Regions from separate parts of the Homo sapiens genome. Here region 2 is linked to region 1. Evidence: chromatin loops called from intact Hi-C (ENCODE). Cell type or tissue: PC-3. All regions are shown on one strand.

Region 1 (8,000 bases):
CCCTTAACTATGGGGATACTGAGAGCATTCCCAATGGCTCCGTGGGTGAGTAGCTTGACTTCCCTGTCACAAAAGATTGTACTACATCCAGCAGAGTTACAGAAGTAGCATGGTCTTTAGATTTTGGAGATTTGGTTTTGAGTATTGGATACTGCATATTCCTTCCTTCCTTTATTCAAGAAATATTTATTATTGAGTGTCAAAAGTTAACTTATTATGAAGCTAATGGAAATGGTCTTCAAGGCTCTGTACCTGCACAGACCCTCCCCAAAGTCTTGGGAGAGGCTCTATCAATGTACTCATTTGGTCAGACGTTTTTGTGAAACTTGTAATAAGACCTTTTCACCAGAATCAGTTAAGACCACTGTCTCTTTCCTCTCAGACTTTCCCTTGTGTTTCCTGGGAATGGAGGGCTGAAGGCGTTGCTGGGGTTCTGGCTGAAGGAAAGCTGATTGAGGACGCATTTAGTCTGGGTTTCATGGGTTCTCTGTGTGTAGTTCCCAGTCACTTTCGTGGGTGGTCAGGCCATTACTAACCACCCTGGGATAGGAAGGTTTCCAGCAATACTCCTACTGCCTGCTGCATCAATCTACCCAGGGTTTTGCCACGAAAGTGCAAGGCCAGAGGTCATAGTGGACTGTGAATATGTCCTACAGTTGACATGGTTTGGCTGTGTCCTCACCCAAATCTCACTGTGAATTGTAGCTCCCATAATTTCCACATCTTGTGGGAGGGACCTGGTGGGAGATAATTGAATCATGGGGACAGGTCCCCCATGCAGTTCTCCTGGTAGCAAATAAGTCTCATGAGATCTGATGGTTTTACAAGGGGTTTCCCCTTTTGCTTCATTCTCATTCTTTCTCTTGTCTGCTGCCATGTAAGACGTGCCGTTTGCCTTCCATCATGATTCTGAGGCCTCCTCAGCCATGTGGAATTATGAGTCCATTAAACCTCTTTTTCTTTATAAATTACCCAATATCAGGTTTGTCTTTATCAGCAGCATGAAAACAGACTAATACAACAGTGCTTGACACCATAGGCATGTAGATACTAGAAGGGAAACTAGCCAGAGGCAGCCTTTAGAGAGTTCTTCCAACCACCAGTCATGTAAAACTGAAAGTAAAAAACGCAGCTTTCATTGACCCCTGGTCAAAACAGAAGTTCACTTTGGTTAGGAATATACTGAAAAATGCAACAGATAAAATTGTAAAGGCACAAAACAATGTTTTCTTTTTGATGAGAATACATGAAATATGTTTTAAAAGATTTCTTATTTTTGTAGGGCATAAAGTTGTGCACTAACAAACAGTGAGTTTGTATGTGAAGCTGCAAGCTTTATCCTTATGAAATACTGATATTGACAAAGATAATATGAAACTCCTATTGGGCCATTACAATGAGGAGGTCAATGACAAACTGTTGAACGTCATCAGTTCATAGTATTTAAGACTGGTCACTGCACAAAATACTTGAAATGACCTGAATTCCTATAGCTCTGCATGAAAGAAACCTGGTGATCATGTTTCAGAATTAGACAACAATCCTAATAACATACGTGACATTACCAGTAACAAACTGTAAAGCTGAGCTATTAATACAAACTAAGCAATAAATTAATCAGTTCCAAAAAGCAAAACAAAACAAAATAAAACTTTCAACTATGCTAGAGGAAAGATTGAGTTACATTTTAATTCTTTGTATAGAAAAATATATATAAAATTATTATCATAGAAAGAGGTGATTAAAGAGGATATAGCCAAAAATGTGGAGAAAAGGTATTGTAGAAATGAATAGGTAGTTGATTAATGAACATATTATGTCCTTTTTCTGGACTTTGTGATTTTTTTTGTTAGTGTTGGCTATTTAAAAAATAATTTGGGGCTGGCCAAGGTGGCTCACGTCTATAACCCAGTCTATACTAAAAACACAAAAATTAGCCAGGAGTGGTGGCGGGTGCCTGTAATCTCAGCTACTCAGGAGGCTGAGGCATGAGAAATGCTTGAATCTGGGAGGCGGAGGTTGCAGTGAACTGAGATCACACCACTGCACTCCAGCCTGGGTGACAGAGCAAAAGTCTGTCTCAAAAATAATAATAATAATAATTTGGACTGGGCATGCTGGCTCATGCCTGTAATCCCAACACTTTGAGACTTGAGGCAGGAGGATCACTTGAGCCCAGGAGTTCACAAGGTCACAGTGAGCTATGATCGTACCACTGCACTCCAGCCTGGGCAACAGAGCAAGACCCTATCTCTAAGAAAAATTTTTTAAAATTAAAAAAAATAATTATTGTAATTTCTAATTCTAAGTAAGTATTCACTTTTATACCTAATTTTGTATTTGTACATTTGTGTTCTCTTTTTCTTTAAGCAGATCCTTTGGAAATGTAAGCTTCCCACCTCATAAACCTGGATTCATCCCTCTTAGCTCTTACTAGGTACCAGTGATAGAGCACTGGGAATACAAAACTTCCCTCCACTTCTGGAAGTTTACATTCTAAGAGTGTGAGCTGTTAGATACCTAAATAAAATAGGCAATAAATTCGATGATGGTAGATGCTCCAAAGAAAAGTAGAGTAAGGAGGGGGATGAAAAAGTGCTGAGAGTGTGGGTTCTGCATCTTAGACACCTTGAGAGAACATAGATACCAAAAGAAAGGAGCAAGGAGGGAATGAGCTGTCTGGAGCAAAGTGGGTCTCAGGCAGGGGGAAAAGCCAGTACAACCCGCGGGCAAGCCTAGTGTGTTCCGAGTGTCCAGAGCCAGGAGAGAGAGGAGGGAAGCAGGAGAGATGAGTTCGGAGAACCCAGTGATAGCACAGGGCCTTTGGCCATTTCAAGGAAGTTGGCTCTTACTGAGCAGGAAGGGAAATATTGGACGATTTGGGGCAACAGCTTGACATGACCTGTCTTAACATTGAAACCAAGTCACTCTAACTGGCGGTGTCTTTTTTTGTGGCTTTTTTGTTTTAGTTTCTGGGACAGATTCTCCTTCTGTTGCCCAGGCTGGAGTGCAGTGGTGCCATCATAGTTCACTGCAGCCTCCATCTCCCAGACTCAAGCAATCCTCCCACCTCAGCCTCCCGAGTAGCTGAGACCACAGGTGGTGCCACCACACCTGGCTAATTTTTTTTATTTTTTATTTTTTGCAGAGACTGGGTCTCGCAACGTTGCCCAAGCTGGTCTTGAACTCTGACCTCAAGTGATCCTCCTGCCTTGGCCTTCCAAAGTGTTGGGATTAGAGGTGTGAGTCACCACTCCTGGCCCTAACTGGTGTTTTGAAAACAGATCAAAGGACAACAACTGAGGAAGCGGGTGACCAGTTGGAAGGCTATTGCAACGAGCCAGGTGACTGTGACACAGGTGGTAAATGGCCGGATTCAGGATCGATTTTAAAGGCAGAGCTGATGAGTTTCGAGAGAAAGAAAGGAATGAAGGATGATTCCAAAGCTTTCCACCTGAGCAGTTAGAAGAATGAAGTTGTCATTTGTTAACAATGGGCAGGACTGTGACAAAAGCAGATTGGTCTGTTCTGATTGTGTAAGATTTGAGGTGATGCGGAGGGCAGGGTTGAATATGAGCTGAGGAGAGACTTGTGGGCTGGAGATACAAAATGGGACTTCCTACACATGTGGAGAGAGAGAGAGTGTGTGTGTGTGTGTGTGTGAGAGAGAGAGAGTGTGTGTGTGTGTGTGTGAGAGAGAGAGAGAGAGTGCTTTTCTCCAAGGCTGGAGAGGGTGGACAAAAGAAGGAAAGAAAAGCTAAGCAGAACACTAAGGCTTAGTTTCTGCCATTTCTCTAAAACGTTCACAAAAGTTGGTAAAAGTTCTTAACATTTTACAACATTACCTCGACCCTCACATTCTCCACGTGACAAGTACTCCGCTGTTCATGTGCTTTCCTAGGTTTCCAATAAACCAGTGAACTCTTAGGAATGTCTCAGACATTGCTGATTTCATCATTTTAAAAGATTTTCAAATACTGTTGGTGTGTGGAACTCCGTGGAAGCCAAAACCTGATTTTGTTTTTTTATTGATTTTTATCTCACCATTTCCTGTACACACTGTAGGTTGGGAGTTTATTTTTTATGACTTTTTCTTTGCACAGTTGGTGAGTGCTGGCATTTAAAAAATATTTTTAATAAAAAACAATTGAGGAAGTTGCACTGAATCCTGAATAGGTTTATGCCCTAGTTCTTTAGAACTTTTGCCATTTTCTGAGAGCTCAATGCTAAATTGATTACTGACTGCCTCCCAAAGAAACCCCAGTCAAGCAATTGGTATGTGAAGGGAAATTTTCCAAAGGACACACCTAACATTTGTCGCATTAGACTTTCCACTGTCTCCTTAAAACAAGCTAGATCACCTGAAAATTATGCAGGTATCTATTTGCCTCCTGTATGTGTCGTGAGTAAATACATCACGAAGCTTTAAATCTCATCCAAAGCCTTGCTTTTTAAAGGGCTCAGATGCAGTTTATACAAATCTTCGGAACTGTGGAAATGATTTGGATAATTTTATTACTTTAATTTTTCCAAACAGACAAAGGGCAGCATTGTGTGCTGGCCTTCGCTACATGAGAACTTCCTGTTTCTCTAATGAGGGTTTAGATGTTTCAGGAGTAAGTCAGGATGTAGTCGGTCTTAGCGAAGAGTGGAGCAATTGTATACTTGGAGGTGTCCCTTGTCTGACACAGGCTGCTACGAACGGCTGCCTTCCCATCTGTTCCCAGCCTCACACACTGCCTGGAGTGGTGGTTCCAGAGCCCCCTACAGGGGAGCACTTTCCTGTTGCAAATTACACACTGCCTGGAGTGGTGGTTCCAGAGCCCCCTACAGGGGAGCACTTTCCTGTTGCAAATTACACACTGCCTGGAGTGGTGGTTCCAGAGCCCCCTACAGGGGAGCACTTTCCTGTTGCAAATTACACACTGCCTGGAGTGGTGGTTCCAGAGCCCCCTACAGGGGAGCACTTTCCTGTTGCAAATTACACACTGCCTGGAGTGGTGGTTCCAGAGCCCCCTACAGGGGAGCACTTTCCTGTTGCAAATTATCGGGGTTTTCTGCTCTGTACTGAGACTTGCCCTTTGTTGCCTTTGTTCTTTTGGGGCCATCATACACCCAGAGGCAAAAATAAGGAAAGACATTACTCCTGCATTTTTACCTACGTTTGGATGGAATGAAATCTGTGAATGCAATCCCATAAATACATGTTTGAACCAAAGCAAGACACTATCACCACAAGAGGCATGAGGGAAGCATGCCAAGGGGAAAAAAAAGCAGAGAAAAGGGCATCCGCTATTACGAAGTTGTGATAAGCATTGTGAAGTTTCAAAAAAGAAAATAATTTAGGAGCTCTAATTAAAACAAAAAAAAGAAAAAGAAAAAAAAAGCTGGATTCAGTGGCTCACGCCCATAATCTCAGCACTTTGGGAGGCAGAGGTGGGCGGATCACTTAAGATCAGGAGTTAGAGGAAGCCGGGCCGAATGGTGAAACCTCGTCTCTACTAAAAATATAAAAATTAGCCAGGCATGGTGGCAGGTGCCTGTAATCCCAGCTACTCAGGAGGCTGAGGCAGGAGAATCGCTTGCACCCAGGAGGCAGAGGTTGCTGTGAGCCGAAGTCACGCCACTGCACTCCAGCCTGAGAGATAGAGTGAGACTCCAACTCAAAAGAAAAAAAAAAAACAAACCCAAACCTTAGGCTCCCCTGGCTGGTGGCGGCCCCTCATCACATTCTTATAATTAAGGCAAATAACTGGCTTCATTATTTTTTCTAAGTCACATAGTGCTAAAATAAAGTAATTTTTTAAGGATCTGCTTCAATTGAGTATTTTAGTATTCCATCCTCACAAGACTCGCTGTTTAAATTGTAGGCAGTGTGTAATAGAAGACTCACAGGATCCTGACATTCACGTGTTATTCACATGCTATTCCTCCCGATAGGATTGGGCTGCAAGTACAAGGCTATGCATTGCTCACCAAAACATTTTTAATCTCAAAGCAACTTTGACGTTCTTACTGGCCCCTTAATAGGTACTAAAGGTTGATCCCAATTTATCTGAGAGGATGTTTTGGTGTTAAGAAGCTCCCAGTCTGACATCTGAAACCAGCAAGCTGGGGAGCGTCTTTAGGATTTTAGTCCTGTTTTATTACAATCTCCAAACATACTGGACAGACTTCCTTGCACTGCAGTCTGCGTGTCACCTGAACTGTAATGTTGCCAATCTTTCTCCTCTAGGTTCTAAGCAACTGGGCCAAGAAACTGCTGAGTCTATATTTGAATCTTTTTTGGGACTTTCCAGAAGCTCAATAAATATTATTAAACTGAAATACACTAAATAAGTACTTACAATGCCAAAAACCTTTTCTATTGATGTGCATATTTTGATTTCTTTTGTCAGAACTTCAAATTTATAAATCATATTATTGTTACCAAAGATGAATGAGAGTTTATCTGTCTTGGAGAGGAACATATGTAAATGAGGATATGAATGACTACTTTTAATTTCATGAAAAAAACGTACATTGCAACCAACAATTTGCATTGTAAATATTATAATTAGAGCAGAGACAATCCCTGGCAATCTTTGAAGAAAGGCTGGTGAAATCTTTTCAGAGAAAGCTTTTATTTTCCTAAGCAGCCTACATAGAGATTTAATCTGATTATTTAGTTAAGTTCGTAAAGATGAGCTTTTACAAAGCCTTAGCAAAGCCCATTCATCTTGCTAGTCCCTTACCTGAAGAATAGAAAAATAAAATGTACTTTATTTTATAAATGTTTACTTAGATTAGATTCCTTTTTCCTGCACATCTTGGTTTTATTTATTTTATTTATTTATTTTTTTACGACCTCTAAGGACCAAATCTCCAGCCTGTTAGAAATGATGCTATGTCACCTAACATTTTACGTAAAATTGCTATTGAAATAACCACTAGATGGCAGTGAATTGGCATAAAAATGAAGGTCTGGCAAGAAGATGCCCACTAGTAATTCAAAGGGGCAACAAAACAGTCTGTTCATAGATGCTCAACACCTTTCTTCCCCTCAGCATCCACGTAGCACTGAAGATTACTAGAAACCGTTGCTCACCATCGAGGCGGTGGCTTGACAGGGTCAGTGGATAGGACAATGACGAGCAGGGTGCAGCTACCAAGCCCTATATAGAGTGAAATGAACTTGAGCTTTGGAATCAAGCAGCCTGAGTTTGGGTCTTTGCTCCCTCACTAGCTAGGTATGGGATCTTGGATGAATTGCTTAACTTTGCCAGGCCTCAGTTTCCCTATCATTAATGCAGCAATAGTAATAATACCTCCTTCGTGGGTCAGAATGGAATGAGATGCTGTGCGTAGAGCACCTTGGAATGAGATGCTGTGTGTAGAGCACCTTGCATATAAAAGGTGCTTCAAATGACTGCTAGTACAGAATTTTCCAGGTCATCCAGAATTTTTCAAATTTTCAAATAATAAAATAAAACCTAAATCATATACTTGGGCTGAGTGAGTGTGGGGCAGCACTCTATAATAAAACACATTTATATTTCTGTAGCAAAATATATTCATACTAAATGGAATACATAATATATCCAAATATCAGTTCAGGTCAAATGTCACCAAATGAGTTAGAAAAATTCTTGGTGTTTAGAATTTTGGAGATTTGGGGATTGTAGGTAAGGGATTGTGGGTTGGAACTATCTGTTTATAAACCATGTCTTCATGGCCCTATATGCATGGCCCTATATGCATGGCCCTATATGCATGGCCCTATATGCATGGTCCTATATGCATGGCCCTATATGCATGGCCCTATATGCATGGTCCTATATGCCTATGAGCATGAATGCCCCAAGTAGGGGTGGGGAGAACATTGAGCTGCCCCTTTTATTTCCACATCGTTCTCATCATCCTGGGTAAACTGCTATGCTGACTACTCCCTCTAGACGATTTTGATTTTGGAATTTGTGTCTGACAAAATGACTGCATAAAAAGCAGGGGAAAATAGGTAA
Region 2 (8,000 bases), 480 kb after region 1:
AGTAGCTGGGACTACAGGCGCCTGCCACCACGCCTGGCTAATTTTTTGTATTTTTAGTAGAGACAGGGTTTCACCGTGTTAGCCAGGATGGTCTCGATCTCCTGACCTTGTGATCTGCCCGCCTCGGCCTTCCAAAGTGCTGGGATTACAGGCGTGAGCCACCGCGCCGGGCCCCCAGGCACTCTTTATAAATGTGTGGACTCAGAACATGTACAGTGTGTGTCATGACATAACAATGTAAGAAAAAAGAGAGAAAAACTTCACAAATAATGGAAGGCCTAAACACGACCTGGAGGCTGCAGCAAGAGTGCTGGACATGGGACATGACATGGGAAGGTCAGGGGCAGAGGAAACGTGCTGGGATCCGCCTCCTTCATGATCTAGGCCAGGCTGGCCGTCTGTTTTCCTGGAGTGGGGGCCTTAATGCTGCAGTCCCACGAGAGGCCCCATTCACCGGTGCCCTTCAGGGACTTGCTCCATCAACCCCGTAGCTGGACCGTGCGGACTCTGCTGCTAACTCCCCAGCACATCCTTCTCCACTGCCCCCATCAAACACAAGACACCCCCTCCCTTTTATCCTCCATCAGAACATCCACCTCCCTGGCACGTCCGTCCAATCCAAGTTTCGCATAGTGTCCTCCTGGCCCCTTGTCTGCTGCAACTGTTCTCCCTAAAGTCTCCAGAGATTTCCCAGGCACCAAATTCAGGGAGCAGACTTCGGTCCCCCTCTTACCCCGTGGCTCTGCGGAAGGGACCCCGTGACCTCCCTCTCCCTTTTGCATCGCCCTCTTCCTGTGGTATTTGGGACGCCCACTCTCCTGCCCTCCCTCTTGTTTCTCGTGTGTCTCCCCTCCGTGTTTCATTTCAAGCCGCCTCTTTCTCTGGGGAATATTTAAAGTTCAATGCAAGTATGATCAATGTAAACTATTGATGATAATTTAAAAAATCATATTCACTGTATGATGTGTCTGTTAGTCTGTGCCTGTCACATTCAGTATTTCTTTGTACTTTCACCACAAACCAAGGAGGGAGGCGAAATAATGTTCTCTATTTTCGGTGTGAAATCTACAACTTGGAAAGATTAGATAACTTTCCATAGGTCACACTGCTATTACTAGTTCTCTCTCTGCAGTAATAATTATTATGGTAATTCTTTTTTTTTTTTTTTTTTTTTTTTTGAGACAGGGTCTCACTCCGTCACCCAGGCTGGAGTGCCGTGGCGCAATCTCAGTTCACTGCCACCTCCGCCTCCCAGGCTCAAGTGATCCTCCCACCTCAGCCTCCCAAGTAGCTAGGATTACAGGCACTCACCACCACGCCCAGCTAATTTTTGTATTTTTAGTAGAGATGGGGTTTTGCCATGTTGGGCAGGCTGGTCTCGAACTCCTGACCTTAGGTGATCCACCTGCCTCAGCCTCCCAAAGTGCTGAGATTACAGGTGTGAACCACCATGCCCGGCCTATTATAGTAATTCTTAATTAAAATAGTATTTATGTTATAAATAGTACTAATTTAAAATAGTGTTATTTTAGGCCAATTACTGAATAGCCAGGTACTTTATATATATTTTAATTCTCAGGAGTAGCTCACAATATAAAAATTATCCTCATTTAACTTATTTAATATAAGAGTCCTTTAATATTAGAGTTCTGTGAGGTTTCTCACCACCCTCATCTCCCTCAGTGCTCTACTCTACCTGGACGGCCTGTCCACACCTCCGGCTGCAGCCGCTGCCCCACAGCAGAGGCAGGAGGTGAACCTGACGATCAGTTTCTCCTCCTACCAAGCTTCAAGTGAGTGAGAGTTATGGGGGGTGAGGGGAAACAGATAAATACTGGGTTGAACTATACGCGCTTGCTTTAGAGAAGGTCAATCACACACAACACCGGCACTTGCACTTGGTTTAACCTAACAGACTATAGTATTATATAAGAATGGGGGGCCCTACAAGAAGTCCACAGAGGGAACCCTGTTATAGAAATGGAAGGACTGCTCGTGGGATATGCAGAAACAGTTCACAGGACTTTGTCTCATCGAAGCGAGGGGATGCGAGAGAAGGGATGAGAAAGGATAAAAGCTGTTAAGTGTTCAGAAACCAGAGACAGCCTGGTCAGCATCAGCCCTACTAGCCCAGGCCCAGACCCAAACCCCAGCTGCTCTAACCGTCCTTCCTCCACCTTCCAACCTGTCATCAAGACCTATTTTACGTCTTCTCTTTTATCTCCATGGCAAAGGCCCTACCTGAAGCCCTCATCAATGCTTACCAGAAAGATTCATTTCGGGTCTTGTCTCCTAACCCAACACCCCTGGCAGCCATTCCCTCCTCAACGCTGGCAGCAGGGCGATATTCAAACACACAGCTCCAATCACACCCTGGCCCACTCCATGTCTGCACAAGTTGCTGGTGAGTCCCAGGACAGGGAGGACGAGGTGACCTCAGCACCTCAACACTGCACAGGAGACCCTTCCGACGTGGCTGCTTCCCACCTATCAGCCCGAGACCTCCCCTCCCTGTCTCTGTCTTTTCCATTCTGGTCACTCTCTCTCCAGTGTCTACCTCGGGCAGGGCCTGCCTACTTGCCTGGGCCCGTCTTCCCACGCTGGTCACTCTTCTTGGGGCTCTTCTTCCCATCCTTCAGGTCTCAGATGAACAGCACCCCCTTCAGGAGGCAGCCCGGGCCACCCTGGGCTGATGGGCCTGCCCGCCTCCGTGCCTTCAAGTGCAACCCCCGACAGTCATTCATCGCCTTGACCTTCACAGTCCTGTCCTGTGGCCGCTAACCACACATGTCTACCAAATGCTGGAGATGTGGCTGATGCAAGCGAAGAACCAAATCTCTGAGTTTAAATTTAAATACTGAAGCGGTTTTGTCAATGTGGATGCCAATATTAAAGAAAATAATTTTTGGTACAGGACGGAAAAATTTTAAATATGTTTGAACTACCTTTTCAATTGTAAATTTTCTGTAATCTACATGTAGATCAAGTATTTCTGAGGAAAATGTAGCATCCTAATTGAGCTGGGCTATAAAATATACACTCAATTTTGATGACTCAGTACTAAAAAAGAAAGTAAATATTGCTTAATACTTTTAAAACCTGATCACATGACAAAATGCTTATTTTTAATATATCAGCTCAGATAGAATGTATTATTAAAATACATTTCACCTACTTCTTTTTACTATTGAAAAATGTGACTACTAAAAAATTTTAAATTACATGGGTGGTTTACATTGTATTTCTGTTGGACAGCAGTGGAGTGAAAATATAATAATATATTATATTATATAATATATATTATATAATATAATAATATATTATATTATATTATATATATTATATATTAGAAAATATAATAATAATTGGTTTATTACTAGTAATTATAATAGCTGCCATTTATTTCATGTCTAGAACTTTAAATGTTACCGCACTGACTTCTCAGAAAGGCCTTGATATACACATATAATTATGTCTATTTTATGAATAACAAAATAGTGGCTCAGAGAGGCTAATAAATTAGCCCAATGTCACACAGTTGGTCCTGGAATAAAACTCACATTAGTCGAGACTCCAACACCTGGATCCACAGGTATGTTTTCCCCCCATACCATCATCATGTGTAGCTTCCCAGTAGACTTGAATCACAATTTCCCAACTACCTGTCGCAGTTCTTAGTACAGTGTCTGGGAAATACCGGACACTTAATAAACAATGAATGAACGGAGGAATGAATCACCAAGGCTTGCAGTAATGATGAAAAGAAATGACATGAAAATGATAAAAACATTCTACAAATCGTGAAGCCTTGTAGAAATGCTGTTATCATAATTATCCTGGTATGATAGCCAGTCAAGGTGGCCACCTGCTGGAGATCAGCTTGATTGGCCCAGGGCCATAAAACATTTCCAATCTCTCCACGTGTGCCTGGGAAAGTATGTTTTCTGTACAGCTGGTGCCCTCTTGTGTCCCCATGTCGTAGTACCATAGTATGACTGGCGTTTATATGAAATACTCAAAATAATTTATAATTGCCACTTTTGTTCTTTCACTCCTTCAAAATCTGAGGGCTGAATCATCCCTCCGGCCAGGTCATCTGCTGTGCAGGAGAATCTAGTTTTCTCCACGATCCATAATTTCAAGGATCGAATTCAGCAGAGTGCCATAGGGGTCGGGCAGTTCTGGCACAGAGGGCTAAGATGCACCACACGGTGCTTTACGCAGTTTCTGGGGTTACAGTCTTACCATTTCCCACCCTTCATCTTGGAATCCCATCTGCCTCGTGCAGCCTCTGAAGCATCTCCCTTACGAATGTGACAGGCTCTGAGCTTCCCCACTTTCATTTCAGTCACGGGGAGCAGAGCCGGAACTCTGTCAAGTCACACTGGCCGCTCGGGTGGCAGGCTGCATCTTTCCAGGCCACTGACCCCTATGGGTTATGACTAACCAAGCTCAGGATAGGGTAGCTAGGGAAGAACTGGGTCGTGGGTCTGTATTTGATCAGAGACCCAGCATTAATGCAAGTAACCCCTCAAGAGAGTGTGACCTCCTAGGCGGGGCCCTGTGTGACACATGTGACTATACGGTTGAAGACTTCCTATGGCAATAAACAGCTGACCTGACTTCACGCTCACGCACTCACCGCGGCAGTTCTTGGCTGTCACAGCGTCCCCATAGAACCCGTCAGCACACCTTTCACAGTGGGCGCCATCTGTGTTCCCCAGGCACTTCAGGCACTCCCCGGTGACTGAGTCACAGTGACCAGCCTCCGAGGGGTCCACGTTGCCGCTGCAGTCACAGGGAACACAAGATTCGCCAGGCACTGTTGGGTTTCCATAGTAACCATCTGCACATCTGTATCAAAGATTGAAAGTGGGATCAGACAAATGCAGTTACTTAAGGCCTTACCGCACTATCCAGGGACTCCCTGAATGGCTAATAAATCAGACGGACTCTGTTCCCTGAGATTTACTGTGAAAGGGATATGACTCCCCACTCGGGCATTCCCAGATCTCCTTCACCTGTCGCGGTGAAGGGGGAGAGCATCCAAAATGAGGCATAAATCCAGGGGACATGCACCTGTTTCCAGGGCCAACTCTGACCCACCCCTGACCACTCCGGATGCCGCACAGCCTCCTGCAGGCTCAGCCAGAGCTGGGCACTGAGACGCACACATAGGAAAGACAGCACTGGCCTTCAGGAGCCAGAAGACGGCTACTAAAGCAAACCACCTGTCATCTCCAGAACAGCCCGGAGCAATGGAATATTCAAATGTGTGAACCACAGATACCGACTCCTTGCTGCTTCCTATTGTTTTTGTTTTGTTTTGTTTTTTGAGATAGAGTCTCACTCTGTCTCCTAGGCTGGAGTGCAATGGCGCAATCTCCACTCACTGCAACCTCCACCTCCCAGGTTCAAGTGATTCTCCTGCCTCAGCCTCCCAAGTAGCTAGGATTACAGGCACCCGCCGTCATGCCCGGCCTTTTGTTTTTTTTTTCTTTTTGTAGAGACAGGGTTTTACCACGTTGGTCAGGCTGGTCTCGAACTCCTAACCTCAGGTGATCCACCTGCCTCAGCCTCCCAAAGTCCTGGCATTACATGTGTGGGCCACCAAACCCGGCCTATTGTTCTTGATGAGAACTCAGATTAGCCAGGAAAAGAGTACCGTTCTTTAAAAATTCCCAGTAAGGTTTAACATTAATTTTAAAACATGAAATACTGATTTTTCTCAATGATTCTATGAAATAACAATTATGCATCAAAACTCCAAAACCACACTTAACTACGCATTTAAAAATAAACACATAGAATTTATATTTAATTTCGAAAATGTGTTGAAGCCAGTGGATGCAGAGTACCTCTCACACCAAGCTCCTGAGTAGCCCGGGGCACACCAGTCACAGACCACTTCATCTCCATCATTGAGGTGGCAGGTGGGGCTGAAACTGTCAAAACATTAGAAATGAACAAAATTTTCCAATGGATGAAGCCGAATTTCTAACTATTTAAAATGCTTCATTTCTACTACTCCTGTGCTTCCAGACCTTCAATGAGACCTCCTTAGCTCAGAATCCGGGGCCTCTGGTCACCCAGCCCACCCTGTGAGTCTCAACCCCTCACAGACTCCTGGTCCCATGATCCAGGCACTGACACTCACTCCTCACTCCCTGCTCCCTACTCCTCTCATTCTCAGCCCACAGCGCGCCTGCTTCTCTCGCTGTCTGCCTGGGTTAACCCAGCTCAGCCCCAGTGCCCAACTCAGCTGATGCTTCCTCCAGGAGGCCTGCTCGGGTGCTCCTAGGATGCTGGGTTCCCCAGCTCGGGTTCCCTGGCACTGACTTCCCACCTCAGAGCACTGCCCATACCAGGGCAAAAGTGAGCTCACTCAAACACAAAGTGGTCAGGAGGCTCTCGCACCTCTCCAGGGACCCCCTGCTAACGGATGCCCCTTCCAACCCTATTCCTAAACCTTGAGGATCCTGTGCAGGGTGGATGACAGTACCCACCCCCAATTTCATCATGAGTAACCCTGACTGCATCCTTTTTATATACTGGGAATTCTTTGAGAGTGGGTGAAGGAAGAGTTCTAAAGGTTAAACCAGCGAGAGACAGAGGCTTTTAAGCTGCTGGCCTGTGGGATGCACTTGCCCCAGTGTGACTATAAGACCTTGCCTGGTACATCTCCTTCCACCTCCCTCCATGCCTTCTGTTCCATGGCCTGCTGCAGTTCCTCAAATGGGCGATGCCTGTTCCTGCTGCCATGCCATGGCACGCCCAGCTCCATCTGCCTAGAACGCCCGTCTATGCTGCCTGTGAAACTCCTTCTCCTGCAAATCTGAGAGAAGAGCTTCCTGCACCCACCTAGGTAGGCTGGACACTGCTCTCCCTCCTCCCCACCATCTGGTGGACAGGCCTCACTACAGTCACGACCACACTGAGTCCCCTGGGGCCCACGGCCAGGTGAGAACAGTTTGCTATTCAGAACACCTGCTGTAAAACTCAGGACACAGTAGGCACTCCATAAATATCTGTTGAATCAATGAATGGATTTAGACTGCTCTTGTTTAGCCTCATGCGTACATATTTTGGTCATTAGATCAAAAACTCCCTAAGTCGAGGGACAATGTTTTATTCCTCTCTGTATCCCTCCACCTCCTAGCCCACTGGTAAGTAGACAACATATACTTGTGAAACAACTGATGACCAAGAGGAATCAAGAGGGAAAACGGCGTGTATAGGTCCTTGCTGGCACACACCTCTTCTTGCCTGCTTTCATAAGCCAAACGTTGGTTTACAAGAAAATAACCCACCCCTCTGTCTTTAATCCAAATCAATTGTCACTGGGCAAAATTCACACACGTATTACACACACAGTCTTGCTCTGAAGTCATTAGTACGCATCTGGGTGGGAATCCTGGCCATGCTGGCAGGAACCGCTGATGAGGTCCGAGGCTTACTTGTTGGAGGCTATGGTGAGAGGGCAGGCGCAGGGCTGGCAGTCCCCAGGTGTCCCTCGGGAAGGCTCCCCGTAGAAGCCGGGCAAGCACTGCTCACAGTGGACGCCGGTGGTGTTGTGCGCACACGCCTAGGAACATGCACCAGAAGAATCAGCTCAGGTTGTCTTAAAGGATTTTCAGATTTATCTATAAGCAACTTGAAGTCCAAGCGGAAAAAAAAAAGACAAAATGCTAAAACCAGTCACCAACCTCTGAGCTATATGAGGAAGGCCTCCTGTTTTCAGATTAATATCAGCAAGTGTAATTTGTATAAATGAGAAATCTGAGAGCTTTCTCTCTGACTGATGAGCATGGACAAGGGCAGGAGATGGAGGATCAAGCTTTTGCAAACATGACAGCAAGTGCTGCTTCGGCCAGAACCTTCCGACTGCTACCTCTAAGGGGAATTCTGATGAAGAGTGGGATATGCACGTGGTCTCACAGTGTCCGCCTCCAACTGTTTTTTAGTTGCAAAAGGAAAGAATCGTTCATATATAGTGGAAA

The links. Peaks named below come from ENCODE experiments on the same cell type or tissue, not always from the same donor. Only the 100,000 strongest peaks of a DNase experiment are listed, where the experiment ranks them.
Region 2: a loop joins it to region 1, with 8 times the contacts of the local background. A loop is called at or near these places in 5 of 110 quality-filtered maps.

What each region holds. Positions count from the first base shown.
Region 1 is chr18:6,536,581-6,544,580 of GRCh38, forward strand. The region is part of intron 2 of LINC01387 (long intergenic non-protein coding RNA 1387); the gene reads left to right. Among named protein-coding and RNA genes, the nearest start is that of LINC01387, 29 kb to the left of the region's middle. In PC-3, CTCF peaks have their summits at 4,917 (motif pointing left), 5,135, 6,941 (motif pointing right) and 7,149; no DNase peak of the experiment used is centred here; H3K4me3 peaks cover 593 bases; H3K27ac peaks cover 720 bases.
Region 2 is chr18:7,018,522-7,026,521 of GRCh38, forward strand. It overlaps LAMA1 (laminin subunit alpha 1), which reads right to left. Exons shown (of 63, transcript NM_005559.4): 17 at 7,458-7,585; 18 at 5,859-5,945; 19 at 4,643-4,854. Among named protein-coding and RNA genes, the nearest start is that of LINC00668, 93 kb to the left of the region's middle. In PC-3, CTCF peaks have their summits at 3,917 (motif pointing left) and 4,121; a DNase peak (open chromatin) is centred at 3,930; H3K27me3 peaks cover 2,329 bases.